Regions from separate parts of the Mus musculus genome. Here region 2 is linked to region 1. A link is a loop called in an ENCODE intact Hi-C map of the cell type or tissue named here. Cell type or tissue: heart. All regions are shown on one strand. Each heading gives the region's core, and the rest is flanking DNA. Links, peaks and the distances in the headings are about the cores only. Region 1 overlaps Zfp985 (zinc finger protein 985). Region 2 has its middle 5.6 kb from the start of Zfp984.

Evidence for each region. Hi-C counts contacts between places; a loop is a spot of excess contacts. Peaks named below come from ENCODE experiments on the same cell type or tissue, not always from the same donor. Only the 100,000 strongest peaks of a DNase experiment are listed, where the experiment ranks them.
Region 2: a loop joins it to region 1, with 5 times the contacts of the local background. A loop is called at or near these places in 8 of 42 quality-filtered maps.

What each region holds. Positions count from the first base shown.
Region 1 is chr4:147,554,845-147,563,602 of GRCm38, reverse strand. It overlaps Zfp985 (zinc finger protein 985), which reads right to left. Exons shown (of 6, transcript NM_001014397.4): 2 at 1,082-1,161; 3 at 645-688. Among named protein-coding and RNA genes, the nearest start is that of Zfp985, 5.9 kb to the right of the region's middle. In heart, for the core only: no CTCF peak of the experiment used is centred there; DNase peaks (open chromatin) are centred at 4,282 and 6,472.
Region 2 is chr4:147,810,982-147,819,739 of GRCm38, reverse strand. It overlaps a transcript of Zfp984 not described here. Among named protein-coding and RNA genes, the nearest start is that of Zfp984, 5.6 kb to the right of the region's middle. In heart, for the core only: a CTCF peak has its summit at 4,978 (motif pointing left); no DNase peak of the experiment used is centred there.

The DNA.
Region 1 (8,758 bases), core at 2,388-7,387:
TTGGTTTTATACATTCCTAAAGAATAATCTGATAGCAGAGAAGACCACTCAGTGTCTAAAAGGATCTTGGATATGCTGGTTTAGCATACAAACTGCTAAAAAGGGGCTCTGTAGGCTGATGGGTGTAAGGTGTCATTAATGGTTCTCCCTAGGTGCTGACCCTTGTGCTGTAATACCATCCTGTCTGACAATGTATGTTGACCAGTGTAGTAGTGACAAGTAGGTAACAGAAACTTTACTGGTTTGAACTAAGGTCAGCCTACAAAAGAAATACAGACTTGGCACTGGAAGCTCAGGCCGAAAAAGTGAATTTATAACTGACATACTGCTATATGTAGAAATATGGAAATACATTTAAATTGTTGGTGCTTTCAGCCTAAGTCAGACAAACATGAATTGTAAAGGGAAACTACCAATTCAGAGAAGCTGAATAAAAAACTAGCCGTGGGGTAAAGGCAACACTGTAAAGGAAGGAGGAAGTGGAGTTATTGAAACCCATGCTGTCATTTACCATGGAACATGGAATTATGAATATATGACAACATGGATACCCATCCAAAACCTTCCTTAGAACATACATGAAACACAAAGATAGGATGAAAACATGAATAACAGGGATGAGACAGGGAAAGAAGAGATGGTACCTGTGTAATCACTTTGGGAAACTTCATGTGTGAAGACCATTCACCTGAAAACACAAACACTAGGAGATTTAGATAGCACATATTAAACTCTAGGAACTTTGTAATATCTGCAATGCCAAAGAAACCAGATAATGCAAATCCTCTACCAGAATGTTTCTCTGTGAATATTCTAACAATTGTAATATGCATGAAATAAATATAATCCCTAATTCATGTGATGGAAAATTTACATACAACAGGAATTTCTGTAAAACAGAAACTGGAGATGTAGGGAAAAATACATTGCTGTCATAAATTTACAATATGTAAAACTTGATGTCCTGGGCATTTGTAGACAGACAGCATCAAGTGTGTAATAAAAAAATGGGCATAGGAATACATGAATTTTCAGGGAGTAATGAGTAATTTTTCAAATTATGTCACTTTGTGATTCTTACCTGTGAAATACAGGCTGAGTATTGCTGTCATTTCTACCAGCAACAGACCATAAGTTCCTGCTCCAGTGACAGATGTTGTACTTTAAATTCAAAAGTAAGAAATACATAAAATGAATGCGTGTCCTGGAATTGTTTTGTCTAATTGTATAACAAGAAAAGCACATCTTCCATTTCATGGAGACTGAACAAGAGCTCATTCTAGAATGGGAAGAATAACCCATGGGTTTACCTACTTCCACCATGAAGTCAATATGAACACTAGGGCTTCGACTTTAAATCTTGCAACTGACATTACCTTAAATACACACCTGATTCTGAATAGACACAATTCCACACGCTTGAGCCTTCCAGTCAAAGTTTACTATCACTTGTTTCATCACATCTGTTTTAAAGTATATAAACTCAAAGAGCAACATGCAGTGTGAAAACATTGGGACTCTTGAGAACTAGAACAACATAGCATTCTAGCCTAGCATTCCCTAGGAAAGTCTCTCAGAAATTGGATTCCTGTACTCTCTGGTGTATCTGCCTATTGTCACATCTAAGTGCTGTAACAATGTTTATCTCTTTCCAGCTGTCTTGTCCTAGCCCTTACCATCAAAAGAGGTGATATTATATTAGCATACAGTAGTACTAAATATTTATACATAGTTTAAAATCAGGAGAGCATGGAATCATATTTTTCAAGCCCTGAGAGAAAATAACTGGCAACTGTAATGTTAAATTCAGAAAAGTGGCTACAAGTATTGACAGTGTAAAACACATACTTGAAAATAGTATATATATATAAGATTAGACACCTTTTTACTCAAAAACCTACATAGAAAATAATCTAATGAAAATATGCACAAAAGAATAAGACATAAAATTTTCATGAGAACTTCGGAAATAAAACATTTTTTTGTAAGAATGAATGAATATAAGAACACTAGGAAATATTCCTCATGTACTACATAGTAAAGCTCTCTCCCATACAAGAAATGGAGACAATATGAATCATATTTTTGCCACTCACAATGCCCGCAAACCTTCTGGATTGCAAATGCTAAGGAATACAGTCTCGCAAAAAAAGATTTTCATTGACCAATCATCAAAGAAGTTCACAATAAAACTCTTGGTAGAAGTCAGAATAGATAGCACAGCTATCTACATAATGAAGACTATTATTTGTGAATCTTGGTTTACAGTTCAGAAAGAAATTCTGCCAAACTAAACTATTGTGTAGGGATATTAAAGCCTGTTCTGACTTAGGGTGTGGTTCAAGCACCTTGTTCAAGAACAAGGCGCACAACTTTAATCACTGTGATTGAATACAAGCAAGCCTTTAGGATTTGCTTTAATCCCAAACAACGAAAGTACATTTACTAAGTAGAAGGAGGTGCACATGTTTGAAAGTGTTGTCTAATTGAATGGCAGAAAATGTGAAATATCAGAGAAAGATCTTAGAGAACAGGATATGCCCAACACTCCTGAGGTGAGAGAGGAAGGGGAAGCTACTTAAGGGAGAAAAAGACAGTACAGGAAGAAGAGAATGGTAAAGGAATACAGTAGAGTGCATGGGAAGCAGTACAGTACACTTGAGAGAGTAGAGCCACAGAGAGGGAGAAGGACACAGTTTTACTGGGAGAGTTTTACAGAGTCAGATTGAAGAGGGAACATGCTAGGCACGGGCAAAGACAGAATGAGCAGGAGAAAGACAAGGAGTCAGAAGATTTAAAAAAAAGATTGCTACAGTTAATTTAAGGCCAAGCAGAGCAATTCAGTGTCTGAGAGCCAGGCTGAATGAGTCAGCTGGGAGAGTAGTTTGAGCCTGAACAGCTGAGTTGAACCATCCAGTTAAGAGTTGAAATGAGGCTGGGCAGTGGTGGTGCATGCCTTTAATCCCAGCACTTTTCTGAGTTCGAGGCCAACCTGGTCTTCAAAGTGAGTTCCAGGGCAGCCAGGACTCTACACAGAGAAACCCTGTCAGGAAAAAAGAAAATAATATTTTTTTTTTAAAAAAGGAGTTGAAAGGAACAAACAAGAAAGAGGGAGCTTAATCAGCAGGAAATCTCAGAGGCTGAAAACACTCTAGGACTAAATAACATTATTTAGAGGCTAGAGGCTTACAGGACTAGGCCATGGTAATTAGACAGAGGCAGTCAGCCTCCCAGACAATAATTATAATAGGAGAATAAAGGTTAGTTTTACAGTCCTGTGCAAAATCTAATACCACTCACTATAAAAGCTTTCTAGAATGTAAGGAGAGAAGAAACACACCTCAGAAAACAAATGGAAAGAGACTTGACACTAAACCAAACTGTCCAGAGAAGTGATTATTCCATCTTTTTATTTCATTTTGTGATATTTTCTTCATTTACATTTCAAATGTTAACCACTTTCCTAGTTTCCTCTCCAAAAATCCCCTGTATTATTGTGCCCCCCCCCAACCAACGCACCCTCTCCAGCTTCATGGCCCTGGTGTTCCCCTTTACTCTGGCATAGAACTTTCACAGGACCAAGGGCCTTTCCTCCCATTGATGACCGACTAGGCCATCATCAGCTACATAGGTAGGTAGAGCCATGAGTCCCACCATGTCTTTTCTTTGGTTGGTGGTTTAGTCTCAAGGAGCTCTAGGGATACTGGTTAGTTCATATATTTGTTCCTACTATGGGGCTGTAATCCCGTTCAGCTCCTTGGGTAATTTCTCTAGCTCTTTCATTGGGGACCCTGTGCACTGTCCAATGGATGACTGTGAGCACTTTTGTATTTGTCAGGCACTAATAGAGCCTCTCTGGAGACACCTATATCAGCCTCCTGTAAGGAAGCTCTTGTTGGTATCCACAATATAATAAGGCCAAATTAAACAAACTGCACCAGTGTGAACACAATTCAAGGACTTAAACTCGTGTAGACTGGACCGAAGACGTGATTCAGAAAGCAAGTGCATCTTCTGGAGAAGAACAACTCAGATCAGACCATCCACTCTGTCAACAAATATTGTGGATGGACTCTCTGATTGTAGCATTCAGAGTCCAGAAACTGCTATTCAAACTGGGGCAGGAGGCAGAGTTATCAATGGTCATACCCTGATTTGTATCCTGTGTGCTACAATCTCAATTTACCAGGCAAGGCTTGGCCTCTAATATCATAGTGGCAAGACTATCTGTGGGTAACAAAAGGCTTTCCTGTTCAAGCTGAGGCCGGCTCCTCAGGAAAAACATACATAGACTAAACAGAGAATCTGGCTAAAATCCAATAAAGAAGGTCACAGGCCCTGGGAGGGAATCCAAGACTGACATTTGCTTCATGTGTAAATGGCCCTTTTCAAACACATTAGCTGATGCTGATTTCAGTCTGGGTAAAAGAAACTTTGATTTCAATGGGCAACAGCAATTTCCCAGCATCAAAATTAATTAAATATTGACATGAAGTGACAGCTGACAGCACTGTCTACCATGGGAAATCCATATCATCACATCTAATATTCTTAGTGAAATCTTTCAGAATCATTAATGAAATAGAAGGTGGCAAAAACAAATTCATGTCCTCTTTGTACTGGTGAGCCCCACCCCACCCCTTGTTCAAAGCCTCTAACACATGTGGATCCTTCAATAGAGTCTCCTTGGCCTTTACCATCTAGGGCTCTTAGATTTATATTTATGCAGATTTGGCTGAGAAAATGGAGACCTGAAAATGGGAAAATGTCATTCAAAAAGAACCTGGACCTTTTCATGTGACAAAAATGAAAGATGCCAACACCAGGTGAAAGGATAAACATGAAGGAAAGAGAAGATGTCATGAGAATGTCTCTTTTTACCCTGAGGATTTCAGTTTACCCTAGAGTCAGTCACACAGTTAACACACAGAGTCCTTTTCCCAGAATCACTGAGGAACAAAAAAGAATGTAAGAAACCTATTGTGACATGCAGGATCCAAACCGTTGAACTTGTCCAACAAGAGATCGCTGAAGAAAGCCCTGAATGCAGGGTCTAAGCATTACCACACCTGCAAGACCTCCACAGTGCAGCACTCAACAAACCATGACTGTGTGGGGGCAAAGTGCTTTTCATGAAACAAGGAGTCATTTTTCTTAAGAAAGTGAGCAATTATAATTATTTCAAAGGTGCTGTTTAATTTTGTCCTAATCCATAGTAAGTTTTCTATTTATAAAAATAGCTTGGCCTAGAGTCATCCTCTCATGGCATGCTGGGCTGAACTTTGAAGGATTCAAGAATTCAGGAGGAAAGGCTAACTGGGGTAACTATTAACATATCAATGAAGACAGGGATTGGGATGGTGCTTTCTTGACTCCTGGTTAACTCTTGGCCTGACCTCTATTCTCCTTCTCATCTTCAATTCCCTTCACCCCACCTGATGAACTGGTTCAGTCTGGACCCAAAGAGTTAACTCTGAATGCTTTCTCCCTCCTGCTGAAATGCCAAAAATTAACCCCACCACCAGCCCAAGAACCAGGTATCTTCTTGCAGCTCTGCAGGTTGCATGACTTAGGAAAATAATAAAGCCTCACAGAAAACGACAAGGGCTTATAAAACTGGCAGTAGGAAGTGATCAAAGTCCATCTCTTGGTCAAGATGTAATATTTTAAAAAGCTTTCCAACATTGTAGAATTGTTTTTCTCTGACAACACTCAGGGTTAACAGAACCTACTATATATCTTCTCCTCTATTGTACATTGCTGCAATCCTGTCTTCATGTTTCAATGAAACCTAAGGGGTAACATTAATAACTAAGACTATGAAGACGCATCTCTGAATGCTGTATTTACATCAAAGACTGCATATACCTCAGTGTGAAACTAATGGAGACTATAACTTTGTTAGGTTAATGTTAATATTTACAGCCATATTATGGTGCTTTATAACGTAAATTTTCCAATTCAATGAAATCTCCACCGATCCCCCATATGACAAATATCTACAAAGCTCTCTCAGGATGCCTACTCAGTTCCCTGGAGAAAGGGACATGAAATGGTTAATGGAGGAACAGGGGAGTTAAGAAAGCATGAACGAATTTGATTTACAGGAGATTATAAAGGCTTTTGCAAAGACAAACCTCCCGGTATACAAATTCCAGATTCAGCCAAGGATCTACAAGGATACTTTAGAAAAATATTCTGGCAACCATAAAATTGATTAAAACATCACCATGAACCCAAGTCACAGGATCTCAAACTTCCTGACAATGGTAAGATATCCACAACAGAATTGTGAGAGTAGCTACAGAAAATGCACCCCTGCTCCACAAGCCTGCCCTGCTCCTGCCCATTTCCCAGCCCAACAGCTCCTCTGACCTGGAAGGTTACAGGACCAGCTGCTCAATGTCCTAGGAGGCCAGCAAGGAAGTTTTCAGGTTCTGCAAATACTAGACACTAGTCTTCCTCCAGAACTTCCTGACCACGAGGCAGCCAAGGTACAAGGAGAATGATGAAAAGGAGAAACATCCTGTCATTTCTGCCTGGTTCCTCAGAGCCCCTCCTTCTGAACCTGCCCAATATTGAGCAGCTTCCTGCAATTCTTCTAAGACCATCTACTTTAGGACCTTTTAATTAATTAGCTTCCCAATTCTTCACAGCAATTTTTATTGTTTTGGATTTTTGCTTGCTTGCTTACTGAATTCATTGATTGATTGGTTGATTCTTCGTTTTTATTTTGTCTTTTTCTTAAACTTAACTAATCATGCATGAAGCCCACCCTCCCCAGCAGGAACCACTCGTCCAACTCTGTTGCAGGCTGCCTTTCACACAACTTCTCTGGACCTACTCTGCACAGCTTCCCCACAATGTTGCTGCCAGACTAGACCAGAGCTGGATGTACTAGGACACTGCATCTGGGTTCTGAGAGTTTTACAGAATCAGACTGAAGAGAGAACATGCTAGGAACAGGTAAAGACAGAATGAGCAGGAGAAAGAGAAGGAGCCAGAAGATGAGAAAAGACTTCTACAGTAAATTTAAGGCCAAGTGGAACAATTCAGTGTCTGAGAGAAGAACTCAGCTCAGAGAAGAGTTTGAGCTGGAAAAATTGAATTGAATCAGCCAGGTAAGCATTGAGAAGGAATAAGAAGGTGGGGGGAGGAGGGGCTTATTCAGCAGCAAAGTTCAGAGGCTGAAAACACATCAGGCCTTAGATAATACTGTATGGAGAGTAGAAGCTTACATGACTAGGTCTAGGTTAAAAGATGTAGGCAGGAATCCTCCCAAATTACACTGACAATAGGAGAATGAAACTTACTTATACAGCCCTGTGGTAAAATGTAGACACTGCTCAGTATGAAAGCTCTCAAGAATAGAAGGGAAGAAACATACCTCAGAAATAAGGCAAACAGACTCAAAACTAATGCAACCAGTACAGAGAAGGTCAAAAATAATTATTCCACTCTAATGGGGATTAATGCAATACTGAACATCAATTAAGAACACAGGTCAAGGACAGGAAATTATTTAGAGTGTATAGAATAGGTGATTCAGAAAGCAAGTAGACCTTCTGGAGAAAACCACCAAATATCAGACCATTCACTCTCAACAGACATCTTAGACACCCTGGTGGGAATTTCCATAGTGAAAAAAACTGCTAGGCAAATTGGGGCAGGAAGCAGAGTTATCAATGTCTATACTCAGGTTTGCAACCCGCTTGCGGCAATCTGAATCTGCCAGAAAAGACATGGAAATTTTTATGATACTGGCGAGAATATCTGTGGGTAACAGAAGGTTTTCTGTTTCAAGCTCCACAGGAAAAAAAATCCATAGATTACAGTGAAAATCTGCCTAAAAATCCAGTAAGGAAGGTCACAGGCCCTAGGAGGGAATCTACTGCTGACATCTGCTTTATGTATAAATTGCCCTTGTCACACCCATAGCCTGATGCTGCTTTCAATTTGGATAAAAGAAACTTTGATTTCAATGGGCAGCAGCAATTTCCCAGGATCAAAATTAATTAAATATTGACATCAAGTGACAGCTGAAAGCACTGCCTTCCATGGTAAATCCATATCATCACATCTAATATTATTCTTTTCCAGATTCATTAAGGAAATAGAATCTGGCAAAATCAAATTCATGTCCTCTTTCTACTAACAGGTGAGCCCAACTCCACCCATTGTTCAATACCTCTAACATATCTGGATCCTTTGTGAGAGTCTCCTTGACCTTTAACCTCCTAGTGCTCTTAGTGTTGATTTACAGTTATGGAGATTTGACTGAGCATATGGAGACCTGAAAATGGGTAAATATTGTTTAGAATGAACATGGAACTGTTCATGGAACAAAAATGAAAGATGTCAATACCCGAGAAAAGGATAAACATGAGGAGAAGATATCAAGAGAATACCTACTTTTCTCTGAGTATTTCATTTACCCTAAAGATGTGAGAGTCAGTCACACAGTTAACACACATACAGTCTTTTTCCAAGCAACACAGAAGAGGAGGAGGGAAGACTGGAAGAAAATTATTCTGATCCAGAATCCAGACAGTAATCCAGTAAGTAAGAGTTCAAAATTATTCAAAAGATGCTGTCTAATTTTGTCTTAATCCATAGTAAAAGATGGGCAGTGGTGGCACACTCCTTTAATCCCAGCACTTGGGAGGCAGAGGCAGGCAGATTTCTGAATCCGAGGCCAGCTTGGTCTACAAAATGAGTTCCAGGACAGCCAGGGCTACACAGAGAAACCCTGTCTCGA
Region 2 (8,758 bases), core at 2,309-7,308, 260 kb before region 1:
CCCAATGGGCCCTCCTCAATCCGTGGGAATCAGGGTCTTGGACAGATGGGCATAGAGTTGGCAAAAATGGGGTGACAAACAGACAGGACACAAGGGAGTGTGATGAATCTGAATTTATGTAATTTGTCAAATCGAGCATCATACTTTTTTTATACAGAAGGTGACACATTGGCAAGGTACACATGAGGTTACTGGATGCTTAATGACTCTTACACAAAACAGAGAGGAATGTAAACACAAAGACTGGCAGGAACCAGCAATAAAACAACGGAGACAAAGTCAGCTCTATCTAAGGTCAGCCATATTCTTAGAAGCCAGGTGTGAGGTCTTTACACTCCTAGGGCAAGGGCTTTCACACCCAAGTCATGGTTCTAATTAAGGAGTTCCGCTCTAGCTAACCTCATGAATAATGCAATACTCTAAAACCACAGCCTGATCTACTTCCTAAACCATTGTAAATTCCTGTAAATGGGAGCGACTAAGCTTTTATTCTAAGTGATAGTGTGGGGGGACTTTCTACTAATAAGTAATTGTAGTGTGCCATACATAACTATAATAAGAATTCTAAACTTACATTGCTAAGCTTGCCCTGAGATTTCTAACTCTATGCAGTAGATAGTAATGCCTGATTTCTTTCACTAGCTCTCTTACAATACTAGAGGCAATTCTGAATGTCACTGAATAGGCAACATTCTTACTGAATTCCAAGCCCAGGGTCAGCTCAAGGACTACCTAGGGCATTGGTGAAGGCCAGGAAGCAAAGTTCGATTTTGCTTAGGTATTTGGCAAGTCATTGCTTGGAGGCATTTATACTAAAACAATACTGAAAGGAAGCACACAGATCCATTCGCAAAATTGGAGCATACCTGCTATGGAATGCCACAGTTCCAGGAGACTAAGTTTCTCGGAAACTCTTCGCCTCAGGACTGCATCCAGGCTTTTGGCCTGTCATGTGTGTCACTACTGGAGTGGATGTAGCAACATTTCAAATGTTATCTCCTTTCCAGTTTCTTCTCCATAAACTCCCTCTCCCACCCCACCCCCTGCTTCTATGAGGGTGCTCCCCCACCCACCCACCCACTCCCACTTCACCACCCTGGCATTCCCTTACACTGAGGCATCAAGTCTTCACAGGACCAAGGGCCTCTCCTCCCACTGATGCCAGAAAAGGCCATCCTCTGCCACATATGCGGCTGTCCCTTCATGTGTACTCTGGCTCGTGGTTTAGTCCCTGGGAGCTCTGGGGCAGGGGGAGGGCTGGTTGGTTGATGTTGTTGTTGTTCTTATGGGGATGCAAATCCTTTCAGCTCCTTCAGTCCTTTCTTTAACTCCTCCATTGGGGTCCCTGTGTTCAGTCTAGTGGTTGACTGTGAGCAACCACCTCTGTATTTGTCAGAGAGTGTTGGAGCCTCTCAGAAGGCAGCTATATCAGGCTCCTGTCAGCAAGCACTTCTTGGCATCTGCAATAATATGTGGGTTTGGTGTCTGTATGTGGGATGCATCCCCGGGTGGGGCAGTCTCTGGATGGCCTTTCCTTCAGTCTCTGTTCCACACGTTGTCCCCGTATTTCCTCCTGTGAGTATTTTGTTCTGCCTTTTAAGAAGAACTGAAGGATCCACACTGTGGTCTTCCTTCTTCTTGAGCTTCATATGGTCTGTGAATTGTATCTTGGGTACTCCAAGCTTCTGGGCTAATATCCACTTATCAGTGAGTGCATACCATGTGTTTTCTTTTGTGTCTGGGTTACCTCAATCAGGATGATATTTTCTAGTTCCATCCATTTGCCTAAGAACTTCATGAATTCATCGTTTTTAATAGCTGAGTAGTACTCCATTGTGTAAATGTACCACATTTTCTGTATCCATTCCTCTGTTGAAGGACATCTGGGTTCTTTCCAGCTTTTGGCTATTCTAAATAAGGCTGCTATGAACATAGTAGAGCATGTGTCCTTGTTATATGTTGGAGCATCTTTTGGTATATGCCCAGGAGTGGTATAACTGGGTCCTCATTCTAATTTTCTAAGAAACCACCAGACTGATTTCCAGAGTGGTTGTACAAGCTTGCAATTCCACCAGCAATGGATGAGTGCTCCTCTTTTTCACCATCCTCTCCAGCATCTGCTGTCACCTGAGTTTTTTATATTAACCATTCTGACTGGTGTGAGGTGGAATCTCAGGGTCATTTTGATTTTCATTTCTCTGATGACTAAGGATGTTGAACATTTCTTTAGGTGCTTCTCAGCCATTAGATATTCCTCAGTTGAGAATTCTTTGTTTAGTTCTGTGCCCCATTTTTTAATAGAGTTATTTGGTTCACTGGAGTCTTAATTTCTTGAGTTCTTTGTGTAGATTGGATATTAGTCCTCTATCAGATGTAGGATTGGTGAAGATCTTTTCCCAATCTGTTGGTTCCTATTGACAGTTTTGTCCTATTGACAGTGTCCTTTGCCTTACAGAAGCTTTGCAGTTTTATGAGGTCCCATTTGTCTATTGTGGATCTTAGAGCATAAACCATTGGTGTTCTGTTCAGGAAATGTTCCCCTGTGCCCATGAATTCAAGGCTCTTCCCCACTTTCTCTTCTATTAGATTCAGTGTATCTGGTTTCATGTGGAGGTCCTTGATTCACTTGGACTTGAGCTTTGTACAAGGAGATAAGAATGGGTTGATTTGCATTCCTCTACATGCTGACCACCAGTTGAACCAGCACCATTTGTTGGAAATGCTGTCTTTTTTCCACTAGATGGTTTTAGCTCCTTTGTCTGTTTTTTTTTTTTTTTTTTTTTTTTTTTTTTTTTTTGAAACAGGGTTTCTCTGTGTAGCCCTGGCTGTCCTGGAACTCACTTTTGTAGACCAGGCTGGCCTCAAAACTCAGAAATCCGCCTGCCTCTGCCTCTCTCGGCCCCTCTCTGTCCCTCTCTGCCCCTCTCTGCCCCTCTCTGCCCCTCTCTGCGCCTCTCTGCGCCTCTCTGCCTCTCTGCCTCTCTGCCTCTCTGCCCCTGCCCCTGCCCCTGCCTCTGCCGATTAAAGGCGTGCGCCACCACTGCCTGGCAAATATCCATTCTAATATGGAATCTTCCTCTGCATGAGAATTCCTGTAGGGGAATGAGTAGAAGGTAAGGTAACTAAGATGCAGGCCATCTTTGGATCAGTATGATCCAGTTGTATATCCTGCAATTTCCTTTCTACCAGAAATAACTCTACAGTCTAGGCTGATAATCTTTCTCAGGCTATTTAAACTTTATCACCCCGTAAGGTTTGAAGTATATTGCTTAGCTCTTGAGTCGCCAAGCCAATCGGAGGTCACAGCCAGTTAATATCTCCTGGTAACTTCTGAAAATTGTAGAGTCCTTAATTGGTTTCACCTGATTTCCACCTTTTGTAGCCTAACCTTTGCAGATTTATTCTTTTTTTTTTTTTTTTTAATTTTTTTTTTAATTTTTTTTTTTTTTTTTAAGATTTATTTATTATTATATGTAAGTACACTGTAGCTGTCTTCAGACACACCAGAAGAGGGAGTCAGATTTTCTTACGGATGGTTGTGAGCCACCATGTGGTTGCTGGGATTTGAACTCTGGACCTTCGGAAGAGCAGTCGGGTGCTCTTACCCACTGAGCCATCTCACCAGCCCTGCAGATTTATTCTATATCCTAGATAATTAATAGAATACCATCTTTTTTTGGGGGGGGTGTTTCAAGACAGGGTTTCTCTGTGTAGTCTCGGCTGTCCTGGAATTCACTCTGTAGACCAGGCTGGCCTCGAACTCAGAAATTCGCCCGGCTTATTAGCGTTCTTTATCTTCTGTCTCTACCTGAACATTTTCCTTAATTAAAAATTTAAACTCCTCCCTTCAGGTCTGTGACCATGCTTCATCTATCTCCTTTTGTTGCTACTCCTGATTCTTGAGTTCCTGTATTCTCTGTTCAAGGTTCTGCCTCCACATTAGAATTTTTCTTTATAGCTGGGCATGGTGGCACACGCCTTTAATCCCAGCACTCGGGAGGCAGAGGCAGGCTGATTTCTGAGTTTGAGGCCAGCCTGGTCTACAGAGTGAGTTCCAGGACAGCCAGGGCTATACAGAGAAACCCTGTCTTGAAAAACAAAAAACAAAACAAAAATTTTTTTTTCTTTATATTGTAATTCTGATATTCTGTTCTCCATTTTATTTTGATTGATTAATTGTAAAAGGTTGTATTTTCTCTTTGCTGTTCAGTCTGATCTGTGAACTGTTGAATCTCTTATTCCAGCACCTTTTCCACCTCCTGTCTCCTGTCCTCATTTTCATCTTTCTATCTCTTACTCTGAACTATCATTTCCTGAGTCTTCAATTCTAGTGTTTCTTCTAGGCCACGTTGGCAAGTCTTAAATTTTTCTTTCTATTGTTCATGCTGCTCTATAAATTCCTGTATCTTATGTTCTTGCTTCCATAATTTTAGCTTCTCTTTATGTTGTAATTCTGATATTGCAGCATCTGCCTTATTTTGATTTATTGGCTTTAGTAAATTATCCTCTAGAGTTTGCTTCCAAATTTTATCTCTATCTGTTTGCTGTTCAGTCTGATCTGTGAATTGTTGATTCCCCTTTTTTTTCTAGAATCTTTTCCAGCTCCTGTCTCCAGCCTTCATTCTCCTCTTTCTGTTGCTTATTTTGACCTATAAAATCCTGAACCTTCAGCTCCAGTGTTTCCTCTAAGCCGTGTTGCCAGTCTCAAGTTTATCTATCTGTTGCTCAGTCTCATATCTGAACTTCTCCAGTGCTTCCTCTAATCTCTTTTCTAAGGCACGTAATTTTTAAATCTAGGGCCCTGTATTTACTGTGTTTCTCATCTTTAAGTATCAAAACTACATACATGTGGTTTCTGGGATTTGAACTCAGAACCTTCAGAAGAGCAGTCAGTGCTCCTAACAACTGAGCCATCTCTCCAGCCCCTAATGTATGATTTTTATTGCCTAATTTGGAACCCTTTGTACATTTGTCTCCATCTGCTGTTCAGTTTAGGACACTGCAGTCCTCTTTTTTTTTGTTGTTGTTTTGTTTTGTTTTGGTTTTGGTTTTGGTTTTTTTTTTATACTGCTACAGCTTTCTGCCTTAGCCTCTGAGGAGCTGAACAGAAATCTGTCTTGTTTTTCCTACTGAGTTTTCAGTATTTTTTTTTTTTTTTAAGAATGGGTAATTTTCTTTTCTTTTTCTTTTCTTTATTTATTATATGTAAGTACACTGTAGCTGACTTCAGACACTCCAGAAAGGGCTTCAGATCTTGTTACAGATGGTTGTGAGCCACCATATGGTTGCTGGGATTTGAACTCATGACCTTTGGAAGAGCAGTCAGTGCTCTTAACCGCTGAGCCATCTCACCAGCCCCCCCCCCCTTTTTTTTAAAATGAAGAGAGGATTAGTGTTTCTTATCACCATTCTCAGCCTCTCAACGTCAACTTTTTGTTAGCTCTTACATGCAAGTGAGACCATGGTAACGTGTCTTTTTAGGCCTGTCTTATTTCACTGAGCAAAATGTCCTTCTGCTTTGGCCATGTTGTCTCAAATGATAAGACTCCCTCCCCCCTTTTAAGGCTCAAAAAGATTCTATTGTGTTTATAGAACATGTTTTTTAAATTCCCTCTTCTGATAATAGATATTTATTTTTTATTGAATATTTTCTTTACATTTCAAGTGTTATCCCCTTTCCCGGTTTTTTCCCCTCCCACCCTTGAAAGCCCCTATCCCATCCCCATTCCCCCTGCTTCTATGAGGGCGTTCCCCCACCCACCCGCTCTTATCTCCCTGCCCTCCTATTCCCTTATAGTGAGGCATCGAGCCTTCTCAGGACCAAGGGCTTCTCCCATTGATGCCTGACAAGTCCATCCTCTGTTACATATGCGGCTGGAGCCATGGGTCCCTCCATGTGTACTCCTTGGTAGGTGGTTTAGTCCCTGGGAACTCTGGGGAGTCTGGTTGGTTGATATTGTTGTTCTTCCTATGGGGTTGCAACTGCTTCATCTCCTACAATCCTTTCTCTAACTCCTCCACTGGGGACCCCATGTTCAGTCCAATGGTTGGCTGTGAGCATCTGCCTCTGTCTTTGTCAGACTCTGGCAGAGCCTCTTAGGAGACAGCTCTATCCGACTCTTTTATTCACAGGAAGTGGCTGACTGTAGAAAGACCCGCAGCTTCTGTCCTTCTGAGCTAGCTCTCTGTCTTTTGTTTGGGTTGCAGCTGGGAGCACGTGCTTGTGTGCTGATGTCAGGCAGCCTGCAGCACAAGCAGTCGGGAGATCTGGTCTGACTGCCCCATGTCCTGTGTGAACTCATGGGATGTGAGGGGACTGAGCACAGAAATGTCCTTTCAAGCTTAGATGCCCCAATCAGCTCACTGTGTCTGCCAGGTAACAACCTCCCATGCAGTTGCTGTCCAGGGCCCCTGACCTTCCCTGGGAATCCAATGTGCTGCTGCATGTGTATCAGAAGATGGCCTAGTCGGCTATCAGTGGAAAGAGAGGCCCATTGGTCCTGCAAACTTTATATGCCTCAGTACAGGGGAATGCCAGGGCCAAGAAGTGGGAGTGGGTGGGTGGGGGAGTGGGTGGGGGAGCATGTGGGGGACTTTTGGGATAGCATTGGAAATGTAAATGAAATAAATACCTAATAAAACAAAAACAAAAAAAAAACCCTGACATCCAATTCCTGGGACAAGAATTGGAGGGTGGAATTTCTGGATATTAAAAAAGATGTAGAGAGGAGAATGCAGATGGAGATTTAGTGGGAGACAGAGAAGATAACAGATAGATGAGAACGGAGCAGGAGAGACGTTAAGATGTATCTATGTATGAGGTCATAGGCTTGAATTGTCTTAATTCTAAATGATAGCTGGGAGACTGCTCCAATGAAAGTTTTATGCTTTACACTATATAGAAACCTCCTTTTCATTATTTATAACACTGGTGTGTCCACAAACACTCCCAGTATACTCCTGTCCACACACACTTGTGTATATAGATATATAACATTTAACCAGAGTGCTTTTGGTATTTAAGTCAAATTAGACATTGATTGGTTATTCCCAGTAAATTCATGACATCATTGCCCTAAGCATATTTTGGGGGAAGGAAAAATTATAGATCAACGTCTTTTTGGTTGGTTCTGGTATATATTTTACTTTGTGTACCTTTCAAAGCACCTTCCATAAGGAGGACACTGGAACATAAGAGTCAATGTTCTTGCACGCACCAGTTTGACCTTTTCATATACAGTGTTTTGTGTCAGCCCTGTCTTTAGCAATGAAGACTTATTGTCAGTTTGTTAAAAGCAACCCCTTTTGTTGTCAGTGGTCTGCATTCTTTGGGTATTTTTATGAAACCACTTTGGCTAGCAACTTTCTTGATGTAACACAGTGGAAAAGACAAGATCAACTGAAATTCCATCTCTTTCAGAATTCAGAACTTCATTTGAAACACATTCATACACTTATAAGCTGGTACTTTAAATTTTTTTTTTTTTTTTTTTTTTTTGCGAACATCTTACTAAGACTACACCCATTATAACTCCATGGAGTCTTGCTCCATGGTGCTTTCCTATGCATTGGCAGAACCATAACTGTGACAATGTATTATATAAAACATCTTAACTTCTAATAAATGGGGAATTTTCCTGGACCTCACAACCAGAATTAAGGCAACTTGAAGAAATTTAAGTTTTAAAGCTGTGATCCTACTGAGGGTTTAGCACACTTTTCAAAGAACAATGTAAAAACTCACATTATTTTCCTTGGACTTCTCTTGATATCAACTTTTAAAACCTAACTTGATGCATAGATACAATGGCAATTTATGTACTTTTTCAAGTCCTGCTCAGAAACTGCATGAGTGTCACTTGATGAAAGCATGAAATGCAGAGGCTTAAAGCATAGTTCAAAAATGCATATACAGTTATGGGTATTTTTTGATAAAAGTCATATTTATAAATGTTTGTTGTCCACTTGACCACTTGGAGCCAGTTACCTAATCCTTTATAAAAGATTACTGTTCACTATCCCATTCTTTCCCCATGTGATGGTTCCCTTGATGTTCTAGAAGCACTCCAAAGCTCTCTCTCAAGGTCAGTCAGAGAGATACAAATAGACAACAGATTACACAGATAGACACCAACATGGAGACAAAAGGCAGACAGAAAGGGAGAGCTATACAAGCAGCCTTCAGGAAGTTACAGATTTAAACTAACTGAACAGACACACAGAGGGTGGAAGACACAGGGAAAATGAAGTAGAGAATTCAACTTTGGACTCACACTTAGTTAAATGCTCTGAGGAAAAGGCTTTTATTTCTTTCCTTAACTCAGATGCATTATTAATCACCAGTATGTTTAATCTACTCACATATGAAGAATCAATTAACTTGTGACTTTTTTTTTTGCATAAGTACAATATGGGGAAAACTAAAACTCAACACAATGGGAAACAAGTAGCCCTGCCATCTGAAAGGTGTCCATAGGCATAGAACCCTATTTAAAGACAGAACCCCAGGTCTGGGCTTGTGCTTCTGAGCTCTCACCGCCATGCTGAGCTAGAATCCATTTTAACCTCTCATAATCATCACAACAGGTTTTGAACCTCAGAGGTCAATGAGAATCCTGGAACTCATTACAATCATGAAAAGAGTTGACTTCCTAGCAAGAGTCTAATGAGACTTGGGTAAATCTCGAGTCTCCTTTCCCCAGCTTATACTGATATGCATGGGTGTCATAGAGTGTTACAGGGAACAATCAGGAAACCA